2 separate regions of the Mus musculus genome follow, and region 2 is linked to region 1. The links are chromatin loops, found by intact Hi-C in ENCODE. Cell type or tissue: heart. All regions are shown on one strand.

The links. A loop is a pair of places that touch in the nucleus more often than their neighbours do. Peaks named below come from ENCODE experiments on the same cell type or tissue, not always from the same donor. Only the 100,000 strongest peaks of a DNase experiment are listed, where the experiment ranks them.
Region 2: a loop joins it to region 1, with 5 times the contacts of the local background. A loop is called at or near these places in 9 of 42 quality-filtered maps.

What each region holds. Positions count from the first base shown.
Region 1 is chr11:69,918,341-69,926,340 of GRCm38, forward strand. Eif5a (eukaryotic translation initiation factor 5A) reads right to left here and starts at 3,046. Exons shown (of 6, transcript NM_181582.4): 1 at 2,823-3,046; 2 at 811-996. The coding sequence starts at 975. In heart, a CTCF peak has its summit at 3,459; DNase peaks (open chromatin) are centred at 1,421, 2,321 and 3,101; H3K4me3 peaks cover 4,247 bases; H3K27ac peaks cover 3,756 bases.
Region 2 is chr11:69,976,851-69,984,850 of GRCm38, forward strand. Elp5 (elongator acetyltransferase complex subunit 5) reads right to left here and starts at 4,385. Exons shown (of 9, transcript NM_018740.2): 1 at 4,357-4,385; 2 at 3,364-3,712; 3 at 3,149-3,209; 4 at 2,980-3,060. The coding sequence starts at 3,409. It overlaps Ctdnep1 (CTD nuclear envelope phosphatase 1), which reads left to right and starts at 4,318. Exons shown (of 8, transcript NM_026017.2): 1 at 4,318-4,735; 2 at 7,404-7,470; 3 at 7,566-7,684; 4 at 7,884-7,955. The coding sequence starts at 4,634. It overlaps Gm51904 (a long non-coding RNA gene), which reads right to left. Exons shown (of 3, transcript XR_003949710.1): 3 at 7,681-8,000. In heart, no CTCF peak of the experiment used is centred here; DNase peaks (open chromatin) are centred at 3,711, 6,221, 6,751 and 7,781; H3K4me3 peaks cover 4,526 bases; H3K27ac peaks cover 3,827 bases.

The DNA.
Region 1 (8,000 bases):
CTAACACATAAGCCAATCATGGTGACACATGCCTGTAATCCCAGCACTAGAGAGGTAGAGGTGGAAGGAAGTTCAAGTTTGACGGTACCCTGGAGTACATGAGACCGTTTTATTTTATTGGGGAAGTATCTGGGGAAAAGTTTCTTGGACAAACGTGGACAAGTGGAATAGGCTGAGAAAATGAAGCAAAGGAATGTAAAAGATCTGAAGACGATAACCCAGGAGAAGAGCAGAGGGACTGTGCAGTCAGTATGCAAGGAAAACAGAAGAGGAGCACGCCTTATATTTAATGTCAACAAAGGATAGGAAATATAACACAAAAATTTCAACTAGTCAGAAAGTCTAAGCTAAGAGAAAGAATGCCGTCTTAAGTAAACCAAAGAACAGTGGACAGTCAGCAGAAGGTAGAGGACATTGAGATTTATCACAACCCCAAAGGGGAAGCCAGAATTTGAAGGAGCAGCAGCAGTGATTAGAGAATGCAGACTGGAGCACCCCAAGAATGCTGCCTTGGGAGGAGGGGTCCTTGACTGGAGAAATCCTGGACAAGGAGCCCAAGGTCAAGAATAAGAAACTGAATATACAAACCAAAAGAAAACTAGCACAAAGAGGGAGGAAAAAAACATAGCATGACAGGTACCCTACAGAAGAAACTGGGAACAGTTTAGTTTTAAATTGGAGCAAAAAACTGGGTGCTGAACAAAAGGAAAACAGCAAAAGGGGTCAAGACTAGAGCCAACAGTTCACTGCCCAGAGTCCTAGGGGTGTGGGAGCTGCAGGGAAGGCAAGATGTTGAGAGGTGATTCTAACCTTGGCATGGCCATGCTTGCCAGTCTTCGAAGTAGACATCTCGACGATCTTACATGGCCGGCCTTTGAGCACCACAAAACCATTCTTACGTAATGCTGAGCACTGCATTGGGAAGGTGGCTGAGGCCCCTGCATCTCCTGTCTCGAAGTCCAAATCATCTGCCATTTTAAGAGGCTTCGATTCCAACTAAAGCCAAGAAGAGAACTAGGGTCAGTAACGATGGAGGTTAAATGAGATCGCTGATCTATCCCATTCCTCCCTAAAACACTGATCCACTTCCCCTTCATTCATTACCCACCTAAATAAAGTTGCATTTCCTGCTTTGAAACTGGAGTCAAACATATTGAAGAGCTTGAGTATTGGGGGTAAAACAGCTGGGGATCCCCTGGGCCCCCACAATGACATCTAAAGTTGTGGCTAGGGAAAGGAAGCCTCCTGGGAGTTGGGATGCCAAATCCCAGAGATGAGGAAAGGGCTACTTCCCGGGAGCGAGTAGGACTCAGGTGTTACTCGCCACTGAAACCAACCACCCCCTCTTCCCCACACTCTGCCAGGACTATAATTAGGTGAGCAGCAATGAGCCAGCTGAAGGGCGGGGCTAATGGAGGGGTGGAGACGGAGGACAAGGCCCCACCCAGTTGTTACACCACCCCCCCACCCTGTCCACACACAAGCCAGTCATTGGTACAGGAAACCACAAGGCCTCTTTGGGGGATTCCCGCCTCCAACGTGCACTTGCAGATGCAGTCAAGGGAGAGAAAGTAGTTTCCTAAAGGATCCCACTGCCAAACATTTCGATCTCAGTTCCCGAAGGGAACTCAGCCTTTTGTCGATGGCCCTCCCACTTTTCCCAGGATGCACCAGTCCTGTCGGCTTTTCAGGCCCAGCCTGTACAGTCAGTAGAAAGTGAGGGGTGGTGAATGACAATAAAATGAAAGCAAAAGATTCGTAGTAGTAATAGAAATCGTACTAGGCTGGCAGAGTAAAGGACTTTAAAACACAGTAACTCCCAAACAAAACACGACAGGGAAGGCACTGGCATGGTGAAGATCGAAGATCACCGCAGGGGAACTAGAAGCTCACTACTTTCAGGCGCTGTCGGCATGGGCCGAGAAAGAGTTGGGCATCAGTCCAATCGCCCTCAGTTTCCCCACTTTTCCCGGTTTCCCCAGCAAAGCAGTACCACTTACATCTGGCTGGACGTCTCACTTCATATGAAGACTGAGGGATGAGCTCCAGAGGCCCATGAGGCTGGGGAACACTAACATATGCCTGCAACGGGCCCTGCGGGATGAGTGAGACCCAAGGGTAGGGTCTCTCCCGCACGCCAAAATCCAAGGCTCCGGAGAAACCCAAAAAAGACCAGAGCTCCTTGCGCTGAGGGTTGCCGGCTCGCGCCCACCATGTGGTCGCCCGGGGCTTCCGGTGGCCCGGGCCAGGGGGGAGGGGTCCCCGTGCAGCCATGCGGCCCCGGTCAACGTTCGGCCGCATGGCCTCGGACCCCGAGGGCAGCCTCCAATGGGGAACACTTCCGGTGCTACGGCTGCCCCTGCCCCAAAGCTGCGCCAGGCCAGGACCATGCCGCCTCCCCTCCCCCCGCCGGCCGCCAACCCCCTCCACATGCCCTCACCTAACAGCCCCCTCCCCCACCTCACGTGGCCGCGCAGCGCCGGTCCTCAACCGCACAGGAGCCTTTGCCCTGTCTGGGCCGATCTGGCCCCGGGCCCTCGCCCCGGCGTGGCCGCCTGGCGGCCTCTCCCGCGTGGCGGCCTCGCGGCTCGCCGTCCCCCGCCCTGCGTCGCTCCAACGTCACCCGGCCGGCCCCAACCGTCACCCCTCGCGCCAACCGGGCCCTGCACCCGCCTCTCCGCACCTCGCGCCGCTCCCTCACCGAACCCGTGCGGCGACAGCCGCCGCTCCCTTCTGCCCCCCTCCCCGACCCCCGCGTAGTTCCGTCTCTCGTTCGTAGCTCAAACCGAGGTTACGCGCAGGCGCGCCCTGCCCGCTCTCACCTCGCGCGAACGCACTGACTTGACCTGGTCCGCTCGCCGCGAGCCCAACTGCTGCCTCCGAACCCGCTACTGTGCTGCCGCCGCCGCCGCCGCCGCCTCTAGCGCCGCCGCCGCTGCTGCACACGGGTCTTAGTACGCAGGCGCCGACTCCCCACTGACCAACCAAGCAGCCCTATGACAGCCGCGCAAGCGTGCTAGGTAGCTCCACCACCTTCCACCCCCGCACTGCGCAAGCGCATGGACCCTCCCCGATCTCCACCCTCTCTCCCACCTACCCATCGGATGACGCACACACGTGACCCCGCCCCTTTCCAGTCCGTAGTGCTTCCAACCAGTCGGCAATGCGCAGGCGCACCGGGTTTTTTTTTTTTTTTTTTAAATCCCTTCAACCTCTTCTTCCCTCCCCTTGAGCGACAGCTCGCTCTACCGGGCAACCCTTGCGGCTGCGCAATACAGAACCCTGCACTCCACACCCTCCGAAGGAAACGCCTGGGTCTCAACGCATGCGTGTTAGGAATCCTAAACGCCCCTTCCACCTCAGACGTCGTCCCTACGCGGGGTGTTGAAAAGACCACGCCACTGTGCTGCTTGCGGCGTCAAGAACGCATGCGTCTGAGCAGGCGCCACACCTCGGCTTTAACTGGAATTGAACAACTCACAAACACGTTTCTGAGAACCTTTCTAGTTAGGTGTGTGGCTCTTCTCCGAATCGCTGTCCCAGCTCTGCACGTGCTCAAGAGACTGCTTTCCGTGGGAGACTCTGCTCTCACGCTAGTGTGGTCGGATTACAACCATCCCGGCTTCGGTACTTTACACAACTTGTGCGCTATAGTTTCAGTATCCAGAGCTATCCGATACAAGCCACCATCTTGTCTAAACCCTGGTTAGTGTTGATTCCTAAGGTTCGCATAGAAGCTTTTCCTTTCTAAATCCTAAATAAAGAGAACTACATAGCGTTTCCGATTGTTTTCCCAGGTCGGCTTGAGGTTTCTAAAAGGAAATGTCTAATGTTTCTTCCAAAATCAAACTCCCTATGAGAAGAGTGGCTCTGGACCAGGCGACACAGACTTTATTGCCAGATCGCTAGGAGGCTGAGACTTGTTATAAAGCCAGCACATAAAGTTGGTCTTGAAATTTATGATGCCTGTAATCTCTGAGTTTGAGAAACTGGAGCAGGAGAATAGAAAAAAACAAAACAGTGCAATATTAAATTACTTTGACGTTATCTAAAGATGAGCGATCAGGATTCCTACTCCTTAGATAATGCAGGCGTGGTGGAGCACTCCCTTAATCCTGTAAGAGCCAGGTGGGTTCAAGGCCAGTCTGGTCTGTACAGTGTGAATTCTTGACTCAAAAGCAAAACAAAAAAATCTGGTCTAGGAATCTAAACCTTTTTGGTGGTAGTGGTGGTTTTGTTGTTGTTTTTCAAGACAGGGTTTCTCTGTGTAGCTCTGGCTGTCCTGGAACTCACTCAGTCGACCAGACTGGCCTTAAGATCCACCTGCCTCTGCCTCTCGTGTTGGGATGTAAGGCATGCACTGCCACCTATAGTTTTGAGAAATCACTTCAAATTACTGTACTTTTAATTTCTTTACCACTAAGTAAGGATATTAAATGATATCTTAATCTCCAACTTACTGGAACGCTTGCAAGCACTTAATTGGAATTATTACGTGTTTGTGTAGCACAGTAGAACTATCCACCCTATATCTTTCAGTCACTTTTCCTGAATTTTCTGTCGTTTTCTGTGGAATGCCAGCACTGAGAAAGCTGAGATCAGCAGATCAGTAGTTCAAGGCTATGGTAGCCTACATAATCCAATCCTAGCCAGGCACAGGGCCTGCCACCCTCCCTCCCTGTAATTGCAGCACCTAAGGACCCAGAGGCAGAGGAAGGAGGATGGGAAGTTTATGGTCATTCTCTGGGTGTGGTAATACATGCCAGTAATCCTATCTCCTGGCTAAACAGGAAGATTGCCAGCCTGTGCTACATAGTAAAACCCTATTTTAAAATTCTGTCCCAGTACTGAAAAAGATATGAACTTCTGGACACATGTGACAACTGTAAAAGCCAAATGGTGCAAAGCTTGGGGCTAGGGCTATTCAGAGACAATTAGTAGAACTGTAAATGTCACAAACACGATACACAAAAAATATATTAGTGGTTGCCTAATGCAAAGGATTTAGGGAATGGACCATAAGGGAGGGGGAAAGTGGGATGAATCTTTTGGCAGATTATAAAAAAAAAATCCTAGACTTATCAGTCACACACCTCTTCAGGTACTAAAGCACAGCTTTGGCCTGTACTTGCTCGTTTATTTGATGGTACCAGGCAGTTGAATCTAGGGCCAGTGAGTGTTCAGCAAGGATCAAGCTGTGCCTACGTCCCTTACCTGTTTGTTTGTTTGTTTGTTTGTTTGTTTAGCATAATGAAAATAGATTTGGTAATGAAAAGAAAGAACCCCTGAGGTCGGAGGGATAAGACATGAGCTCACTATAGAGCTCTGGCTGTCCTGGAACTCATATAGACCAGGCTGGCTTCAAACTCACAGGAATTCTCCTGCATCTGCCTCCAAGTACTGAGATTGAAGTTATTCACCAACACACTGGGGTCTCCTCTCTCTTTCTTTCAAGAAAGGGTACTGTGTATTCTATGCTGGCCTTAACCTTGTGTCTGAGTGCTGGTGTGTATAGGTGTGAAAATGAACCCAGGTCATCACCCTGCGTGGCGCGTGCTTTACTCCTTCAGCGCACATAGTTTTTTAAATTATGTTTTCATTTTATTTTATTTTTGGTTTTCTGAGACAAGGTTTCTCTCTGTAGCCTTGGCTGTCCTAGAACTCAAACCTTCAGAGGCCAGAGGCCCCAGAGCTGAAGTTAAAGATAACCACAAGCTATCTGACATGGATATTAGGAACTTAAACTCAGTCCTCTGGAAGAGCAGCAAGTACTCTTTAAGTACTGAACCATCTCTCTAGACCTGATTTTTTTTTTTTAAATCTTTGTGTGTGTGATGTGTGTGTACTGGTATGTGTGTGAGTGTGCACATTCATGCACCACGTGTGGAGCTCAGAAGACAATTTCAGCTTAGAGTCTCTGTCTTCCACCCCATTTGAAACTGGGCCACTTTGTTGTATACTGATACATATGGCCTGCTAGCTAGCCCCCCAAGATTCTGGGTTCTTCTGTCTACACCTCCCATCTCAAGTAGGAGCACTTGTATTCAACTCACCGGTTCCCTGTGGGCTCTGGAGACTCGAAGCCGGGTCATCACCCTGTGTGGCGCGTGCTTTACTCCTTCAGCTCACTTAGTTTTTTAAAATATGTTTTCATTTTTGGTTTTCTGAGACAGGGTTTCTCTCTGTAGCCTTGGCTGTTCTAGAACTCAATCTGTAGACTAGGCTGGCCTTGAACTCACAGAGATCTGCCTGCCTCTGCCTTTAAGTGCTAAGACTGTTATACCACTAATATCTGGCTAAAAAATAAATGTTAAAAAACAAACAACAAAGCTGGTGTGGTGGCACACACCTTTAACTCCTACACTCCGGACTCTGGACACAAGGAGTTAGAGTTAGACAGATCTCTGTGAATTCAAGGTCAGCCTGGTCTGTATTAACAGCTCTAGGTTAGTCAGGGTTAACTCTATAGTAAAACTCAGGCAAAAAAGAATTACTAAAAGAGCTGGTCAGTGGTGGCACACGCCTTTAATCCCAGCACTCCGGAGACAGAGGCAGGCGGATTTCTGCGTTTGAGACCAGCCTGGTCTACAAGGTGAGTCCCAGAACAGCCAGGGCTACGCAGAGAAACCCTGTCTTGAAAACAAACAAACAAACAAACAAAAAGAAAGAAAAAGATATCCCAGAAGAAACTGAAGAAACAAAAACTCATGACAGGAATAAATTCAGCAGAAAATAAATGCAGATAAAGTAAGAAAGGAAGGAAGGAAGAAAAGAAAGAATGAAAGGAAGGAAGGAAAGAGAGAGAAGGAGAAAGAAAGAAAGAAAGAAAGAAAGAAAGAAAGAAAGAAAGAAAGAAAGAAAGAAAGAAAGAAAGAAACTGCATTAGCATCCAGGTCCATGAACGTAAGCTGTAATTGAGTTCCCATGATGCTCCTCAGCACACTTTTGGTTTGGATTCTTAGTATGCTTCATTCTAGAAAATAGTTACTTACAAATGTAAGTTCTGCCAAAAGTGATGCTGTGGGTAAGCTATCACGGTGGAGCCAGGGATAGTTGCCTCTGGAAAGAGGGAACCTAGAAAAAAGATGCTCAGGGGGCCTGGGGAGGGGGCAGTGGAGTGTGTGGTTACATGCAAGAGTTTGGAGGGAGGACCCGAAAGAGAGAAATGTTGTTAATATATCATAATCTCCCAAATAAAAAATAGAAAGAAAAAAGATGCTCAGATATTTTAATGGAGCTAGGCATGGTGGTGCCTGTCTGTAATCTCTGCACTGGGAGGAAGAGGCAGGTGGATCCCTGTGAATTCAAAGCCAGTTTGCAGCCTTTAATCCCAGCACTCGGGAGGCAGAGGCAGGCAGATTTCTGAGCTTGAGGCCAGCCTGGTCTACAGAGTGAGTTCAGGACAGCCAGGGCTATACAGAGAAACCCTGTCTGGGGGGTGGGGGGTTCAAAGCCAGCTTGCTCTACATAGAACAGCCGGAGCTACATAGTGAGAACCTGTTTCAAGAAAGGAAGAGAAAGTGAATTAATGAATGAATGAATGAAACAAAAAGAAAAAAACCCTATATATGTTATATATATATATATCCCACAGGACTGTGTTTGACTAATGTGTCAAAATGGCTAACATTGTTTATTGTAGCCGGCACTGGAGTGCACAGCTATAATCCAAAAGGGCTTAGGAGCTCATGATTGTCCTCAGCTACAAAGGGAGTCCAGACCAGGCTGGACTCACCATGGCAACATCAAAACAACAGTAAGGAGAGTTCTCTTTATTTCAGCTTGTGCTTGTAGGAGTTTCCTTTGGTCCACTGTTAGGATTTGAAACATGATATGGTACTGGTAACTTGGCAAAAAAATCTGGTTTTGATATTGTAAATGAAAATGAGTTGGACTGGCAAGATGGCTCAATGGTTAAGAGCGCCGACTGCTCTTCCGAAGGTCCCAAGTTCAAATCCCAGCAACCACAACCATCCGTCACAAAATCTGATGTGTCTTCT
Region 2 (8,000 bases), 59 kb after region 1:
AATCACAGAATCCAGGTTTATACAGTGCAGACTCAGGCCTGAGCAGGCTAAGGAGGCACCCACCACCAACTGAGCCGCGCCTCTGGTCCCTAAAAGAAGTTTATGATTTTTTTTGGTTTTTCGAGACAGGGTTTCTCTGTATAGCCCTGGCTGTCCTGGAACTCACTTTGTAGACCAGGCTGGCCTCGAACTCAGAAATCCGCCTGCCTCTGCCTCCCAAGTGCTTGGATTAAAGGCGTGCGCCACCACCACCCGGCAAGTTTATGATTTTTCTAACAGGATTTTATCTCATTCTAATTATGTGTATATATGTGAGTCTGTGATTATGTGTGTACAGTGAGTATAGATGCCCAAGGAAGCCAGAAGAGGACATTAGACACCTCTGAGCTGGAAATACAGGTGCCCGGTGTAGGTGCTGACAGACAACCACACTGAGGGCCTCTGCAAGGACAGCAGGCACTCTTAACTGAGCCATCTCTCTAGACCCTGGGATTCATTTTTAGTAGTATTTTTCTTTTAATTTTTTAAAAATTGAACATGCATTAGTGGTTTTGAGTGTATTCATGTCTGTGTGAAGGTATCAGATGTCCTTGATCTAGAGTTACAGATAGTGAGCATGTGAGTGCTGAGAATTGAACCCAGGTCCTCTGGAAGAGCCGTCAGTGCTCTTTATCACTGAGCCATCTTTCCAGCCCCTATTATTTTATTTTCTGAGACGGGATCTCACTAGGTTTCCTTGGCTGGCTTGGAATTCACTACGTAGACCAGGCTGGCCTTGAATTCATAAGAGATCTGCCTGTCTCTGCCTCTCAAGTGCTGGTATCCTGTCTTCAAACCACACGAGTCTCTTTACATATGCTACCACGACCATCTGGGTAGTGACAATTGACCCTAGAGTCTGGTAGGTGTGGTGACACATGTCTTTAATCCCAGCACTCAGGAACCAAGGCGGTGGATCTCTGGGAGTTTGAGTCCAGTCTGACCTACAGAGGACTACAATACACTGAAGACTACACAGAGAAACCCTGTCTTGAAAAAACATACGAAACCAAACCAAACCAAAAGCACTGGCCACCACTGCTCAGTTAAGAGATCTAAAGATCGCCAGGGCCAAAAAGGGGGAGTGGGTGGGTGGGTATGGGGGACTTTTGGTATAGCATTGGAAATGTAAATGAGCTAAATACCTAATAAAAAATGGAAAAAAAAAGATCTAAAGATCAATTTTGCTAAACACACGAATTCTTCACTGGATTCTACACATAATGCAAATAAGATGAAGGCTTGGTATCCTGTCTTCAAACCACACGAGTCTCTTTACTTCAATTCTTGAATTAGACTCCACTCACTTCAGCACTTTAGACATGTTAGTCATTTTAAAAAACTGTTTATTTTGGGACTGGAGAGATGGCTCATTGGGTAAGAGCACTGGCTACTCTTCCAGAGGTCTTGAGTTCAATTCCCAGCAACCACATGGTGGCTCACAACCATCTATAATGAGATTTGATGGCCTCTTCTGACACACAGGTGTATATGCAGATAAAGCACCCATATACATAAAATCTATAAATCTTAAAAAGAAAACCATACGTATGTATACATATGTGTTTGTGTGTATAAGTACACTGTAGCTATCTTCAGACACACCAGAAGAGGGCATCAGGTCCCATTACAGATGGTTGTGAGCCACCATGTGGGTGCTGGGAATTGAACTCAGGACCTCTGGCAGAGCACTCTTCTGATTTCTGCAAACACCAAGACATACCCCGGCCCACAAATATAGGCAAAACACTCACACACAAAAGATAAAAGCAAAGAAGCAAAACAAAGCTTTTAAAGTAATTTTGTCTTTCTAGCAGATAATTGTGGAAACATCTCAAGGAAACAATTATTTAGATAACTGTGGTTATTTGTGCCTTTTAAAGAATAAGATGTATTTGCTCTATGTTTATTATTTATTTAGAGACACTCTCACTATGTAGCCCTAACTGGTGTGGAACTCTTCTCTGTAGACCAGGCTGGCTTCAGATTCGAGAGATATGCCTGTATCTCCCTTGAATGCAGGGATTAAAAGTGTGTGCTATTGCCAGCCGTGATGGCGCACGTCTTTAATCCCAGCAGTAGGGAGGCAGAGGCCAGCCTGGTCTACAGAGTTCTAGGACAGCCAGGGCTATACAGAGAAACCCTGTCTCATAAAGCCCAAAAAAGTGTGTGCTATTACAGTGATCTTATGCCATTTTTTTAAATTGAAGAAATCTTATAAATTGGACATGTGGCATGTAACATAGTCACAGCATAGGGGAGGATGAGGCAGGATATGAGGCTGGGAGTTAAGAGGTTACTGTGGACTACACAGTGAGTTGTAACGCAGCCTACACCACATAATGAGATCCGCCCCATAATGAGATCAATTAAAAAAAAAAAAAAACAACAACCAAAAAACAAAATGTCCTTTTCTGAGAAAAATAAAATAAAATGGGCAAAAAAGTTCTATCCAAAGGTTAATTTAGCCTACTACTCTTTGGAATTAGTATGTTCCTTTATCCTGCCTTGTGTTTTCAGTTCAATTCTAGCATCTATAGTCTTGAGCCTTATAATAAGGCCTAGAACAAACCAACTCCAAGGACACTTATATAAAAGATGATGACATCAACTTTAGAAGAAACTCAAGTGTTTCTTGGTTGACTATGCATTAACGTGCAAACATTAAAGCCAGAATGCTTATGTATATACAGCAAACTATCTAAGCGTTTACTGCTCTCTTTTGTTGAGTGAGCAACAGCCTCATTCATGTCCCTTCAGTCAAGCCGGCAAGCTGGTGCTAAAGTCTCTAAAAAAAACCCATCTCGCTAGTCTTTTAATTTTTACTGTTCCAAACCCTACGATACCAGTTTCTCCACAGTATGAGATTCTGTGCTGTCTGTTGAAGAGACGTCCTTAGCAGCTGTAGTCCGAATGAAACCTGTTTTAATGTATACTCACCGGCTGTTGACATCAGAGTCGAAACCTTCGCGAAACTCTTCTTCGCTCACTTCACAGCCCAGAACGTGGACCTGCTCCCCACTAAGGCAGAGATGAAGGAAATATATTGAAGAGTGGGGGTACCGGCTCCCTTTCCGGGAAGGAGAGGAGAAACTGTGGGCTAACTCACCGAAGTGCAGATTTCTTGATAAGAGCCTTCAGGAGACTACGCCCTTCCCACTCCACGGAATCTGGGGAGAGCCAAGGATGGGTGAGACCTACTGAGCCCTCAGGGCTCCGACCACGACTTCCACCCCTAGCTGGGTATCCATCCCCAGCGGGTCCTCCAGGCTCCCGCTCCTTCAGCCAAGCCCAAGGCTACCACCGCATGCCTTGATCCCTCACCTCGCAAAAGCACCAAACCACCGATGGCCAACAACGAGTCCAGCATCTCTGACGCCTCAGGACGCCTTCTGATGTCGTCACCACCGAGGAGGCGGGGCACTTACGATTGCTTCCAACCTTAAAGGACCGCAAAGTCCGGAAAGAGGAGCCTGGTTTTTTTATGCTCCGTATTCTCAGGGGGCTTACACGGAGGGGCCGCTCCAGAGTCTCTGTACACAGTCCTAGAGACAACATCCTTAATCTACTCTTGCACCATGACTGGAGCCAGAAGGGCCGTTGGAACAGTTATCAGTGGGATGGGGACAAGGACAGAGGTCTCACGAGCTCCAATCCCGAAGAAGGTTCGAACCTGGGAATAAATGATGTCACTCGGCCCCGCCCACACGGCGCCTGGCTTCTCTCCAGGTCCCGCCCCGCAGTAACCTAGTGCGCGTGCGTAACGCTGCACCCCGGGGTCAGAGCAGAGAGCTTTCCTTAACTTTCCCCTCCCTCCTCAGAATGAATTGAGGGAAACAGCAATCCCGGGGAAGTGAATACACGTCACTACCGGAAGTAATGTCAGAGGGGAAGAGGAGGAGGGAAGAGAGGAGGGAGCCCTTTGGGCGGTAAAATGGCGCCTGTCAGAGTGGGAAGCCTAGCTGCAGAGGCTGCAGCCCCGCTCCTCAGCGGCTAAGCGATCCTGACCTCGGGGAGGGGGAGGCCACTCCGGCCCAGCGATCCGTGCCCTTCGGCTCCCCCTCCCCCTCCTCCCCAGCTCCTGCGCCCAGGGGGCCCCCGAGAATCGCCGCGGCCCACCGCGCGCCGCCGCCGCCCCCGCCCGCCCCCTTCCCGGGGCAGACCCCTAGCGCGCCTGCGCAGAAGGCCACCCTTCGCTTCCCCCTTCCCCTCCCATCTCCCTCCCTCCCTTTTCCCTAGCCCCCTCCCCCACTGCCCCCTCCCCCAATTCTCCATCCCCTTCCCTCCTGGTCTCAGAGGACCCTGTCCTAGCCCGACCTGTTTCGGCCTGCAGCCCACGCGAAGTCGTCGGTGCCACTTCCCGCTCATGTGGGCCCCCGCGGGCTGCCCACGCCAGTCCCCCAGTTCCCGGTTCCGCTGGGCTTTCCCTTCGCTGGGGGTGGCTTTCTAAGCCACCCACTCCGTGCTCATCTCTGCAGCCTCTCCTGCCGCTCGGGGCCCCCGTTCCCCCTCCCTGCGGCGGGGGGCTGCCCCCGGGGGGCTGGCGGAGCTGGGCCGCGGGGGCCCCGGGGCCGGCGGTGCCGGGGTCATCGGGATGATGCGGACGCAGTGTCTGCTGGGGCTGCGCACGTTCGTGGCCTTCGCCGCCAAGCTCTGGAGCTTCTTTATTTACCTTTTGCGGAGGCAGATCCGCACGGTGAGTTTGCTTGGGTGCTGCCAGTGGTGGGGTCCTCTGTCCGCGGTGCTCGCGGAATTTTGGATAGTGCTGGGCCTCTGCTTTGGGCCTAGGAAGGGAGCCTTGGCCAGAGCTTTACCCGCTGGAGAAGTAGGACACCTTTAAGCAAGGTTCAGCCCTTAATAAAAGAACCATGATTTTTACTGGGTTTGCTTTCTTTCTTAATCTGCCTAAATGGGATAGGATTTGGCAGTTCTCGGGGGCTAGAATGGTGCTCTCCTTACGAAAGCTAGAGTTGTTGCTAAAGAAAGAAGAGGCCGGGAACACCTGTTTGCTGGTAGCCAGAACTATTGATATGGGCTTTGGAAAGACCCTCCTGTTGAAAGTCAGACTCCTTTGTCAGTGGTGTGGGTGGGTAGAAGGGCATATGGAGCAGGAATTGGAACTTGAGGAAAAGCCTTGGGTGTGAAGGAGCTCCTCCAAAAAGGCTCTGGAATTCTCTAGCTTGTGTGTATGGGCTTATTATTAAGACCCTGGGACAGAAAACGATGCTTTTCCAATAGGCATCTTTAGTTGTCAGATGCACATTAAAGTTGGGTGTCTCATTAGACAAGCTGGCTGTTAGCTGGAGAGCTTGCATCTGAAGGTGGGCATGTTTCTCCAGGCGACTCTAGCGATTATGAAGGGATACTTGGAGTGTAGAGACTGTTTGGATGAACCCAGGTATCTCTGGGTTCTCTCCCTCAAGCTTTTCTCCAAGGTAAACATTGTTTCAGCTACCATTCCTCCCCGCCGCCCCTGCCCCCAGCCCTGGCTGTCCTGGAACTCACTTTGTAGACCAGGCTGGCCTCGAACTCAGAAATCCACCTGCCTCTGCCTCCCCAGTGCTGGTATCAAAGGCGTGCGCCATCACGCCTGGCTTACCATCACTTCTTAATGAACATGCCCTCTGGAGTAAATCTCCTGAAGTCAGATTCTGGGGGGAAATGACTGAGTAGCATGCAGGCTTTGGCAGCCCAGGTCAGAATTCCCAGAAGGACCTTGGTGGTTCTGGTAGAAGAGGTGACTGAGGTGGCTTGGACTTCAGTTCCTTCTCTAGCAGTCTGTTTATTTCTTCCACTTCCTGCTTTAGGGTGAGGATTATTTTGGATGGTGGCTATAAGCAGTCCTAGTCTCCTGAGATAAAATAGGATCCATAGGGTGTGTGAGGCTGGCCAGGTGTGGGCCTAACTCCTGAGGTTTTCTTTATGCTCTGACCTCTCATCCTCTTTCTGACCTTGCTCTGAGAACCCTCCCTCTTTTCACAGCTCCTTTATTTATTTATCTATCTATTTATTTATTTTTGAGTGTGGGGACTAGTGTCCAGCCCAACTATGGAAAGACTTCCTAAACTGCGTTCTTCTGTAAGAAATCCCCCGACCCCACAGCCTTTTGTCCTCCCCTCCCTTCCAGGCTGGTTTCTTCCCCACGCCCTCTCTGGCAGAAACTTGGAGCATTCCCTCCATGCCCAGCATGTGCAACCCGAGATAGCAGGGCAGGACACCCGAGCTGTTTCAGCCCTCCTCACAGGCTCAGGGAGAAAGGAAGGGCAGATGCCTTGGGATTAGAGAAGAGTGGGCCTTTTGGTTTTCAGGCAGGGACTGTGTGGCTTAGGACCTAAGGATGGACTGAAGAGCATTTGTATGTTAGAAGAAAAGAGCAGAGGAGGGAATTGCCAGGCTTTGCGTAGAAGCTCTAGGGATTAGGAAATGGCTTCTGGAGAAGTCTTGGAGAAGGCGAGCTGGAAAGCTCAAGGTGGTGCTGTCCCTGTCCCCTCCCCACCGTTCTGCAACAGTCCTCACCTCACTCTGGCTTTTCGCTAGCCTGTTAGCTTAGCAAGTAGAACTTTTTAATGCTTTCTACATTTCCCTGGGCACCAAGATAAAGAGGCTCTTCAGAGATTCACTACAACTTGTGACTTGGCTAGTAGAAACAGAAGCAGACAGGTGGCTGGTTAAAATAGTCCCAGTGGCCCCTAGCCAGAGGAACTTAGCTGACCTGACACCCCTGGATTCCCTCATCTACTGTTCCTCTCGGTGATCCAAGGACTTCCTTTCCTGATTGCTATTCTCTGCCCACTAAGAGTCTGAGGTTCTTGGTTCCCAATGAGAGATGACAAGAGTCACCAATGAAGAGCCCTTGAGGTGAAGGGTTGGTGGCGCTGTGTATGTGTGTCTATTTCTTGTTCAGTTCAGCAGGATAATATCACACCAAGAAATACTCTGCTGTTAAGTCATTATCCTTGGTACAGTGTTTGAGGCACTGGAAAGTTAGGCATGGCTGAGAGGAGCTCACGTTCTCATGGAGGTTTCATTCTAATGAAGGGGATAAGTTGAGCTGTGCTGTCCCAGGCATGGGGGTGCTTAATCCTTGTTACCTCTTTCCTTGTTCTTTAAACAAGGGTAGTGACAGTGTTCCTAACGAGTTGTTTAGTTTTCATGGTGCTGGGAACTGAACCAAGATTGATCCTAACTGTCTGTTAGATAAGTGTCCTACTACTGAACTTCACCCTTGTCACTGTTACGATTATATATGAGGTTCTAATCATGTCCAGTGCCCAGCATATGGTAAATATTCAGGATTTGCCATTATTATAATTAGGAGGATTTCCTTTGAAGGGATTCTAATTCTCGTCTCTCATTATTCTTAGGTAATTCAGTATCAGACTGTTCGATATGATATCCTGCCCTTATCTCCTTTGTCCCGGAATCGCCTAGGTGAGTATGTCAGCCAGGAAGACTACAAGAAGGTGAAGCAGGGCTTCGGGCTGGAGGTCAGTCGGTCGGTGTCATTCCTTCCCATTGTGGTTCAGCCCAGGTGAAGAGGAAGATCCTGGTGCTGGATCTGGACGAAACCCTGATTCACTCTCACCACGATGGGGTGCTGAGGCCTACAGTGAGACCTGGGACACCTCCCGACTTCATCCTCAAGGTGTGTGCAGAGTATGGAACGTTTGTGGCAGTGCTCACTGTGTCCACACATAAACTCTCTCTTCCCAGGTTTAGGGTTAGGGCTTGGCAAGACCTGGCACCAGGGTCAGCCAGAAGGAGAAAAGTAGGGAGTGGGCACGGGGCAGGGCCAGTGTGGCAGTGCTTAGGAGTCCCCTTACCTCTTTGCTGTTCCTCTGCAGGTGGTAATAGACAAACACCCAGTCCGGTTTTTTGTACATAAGAGGCCCCATGTGGATTTCTTCTTAGAAGTGGTGAGTGTGCATGAGCTAACGGCGGCTCCGACTCCCTGGTGAAAG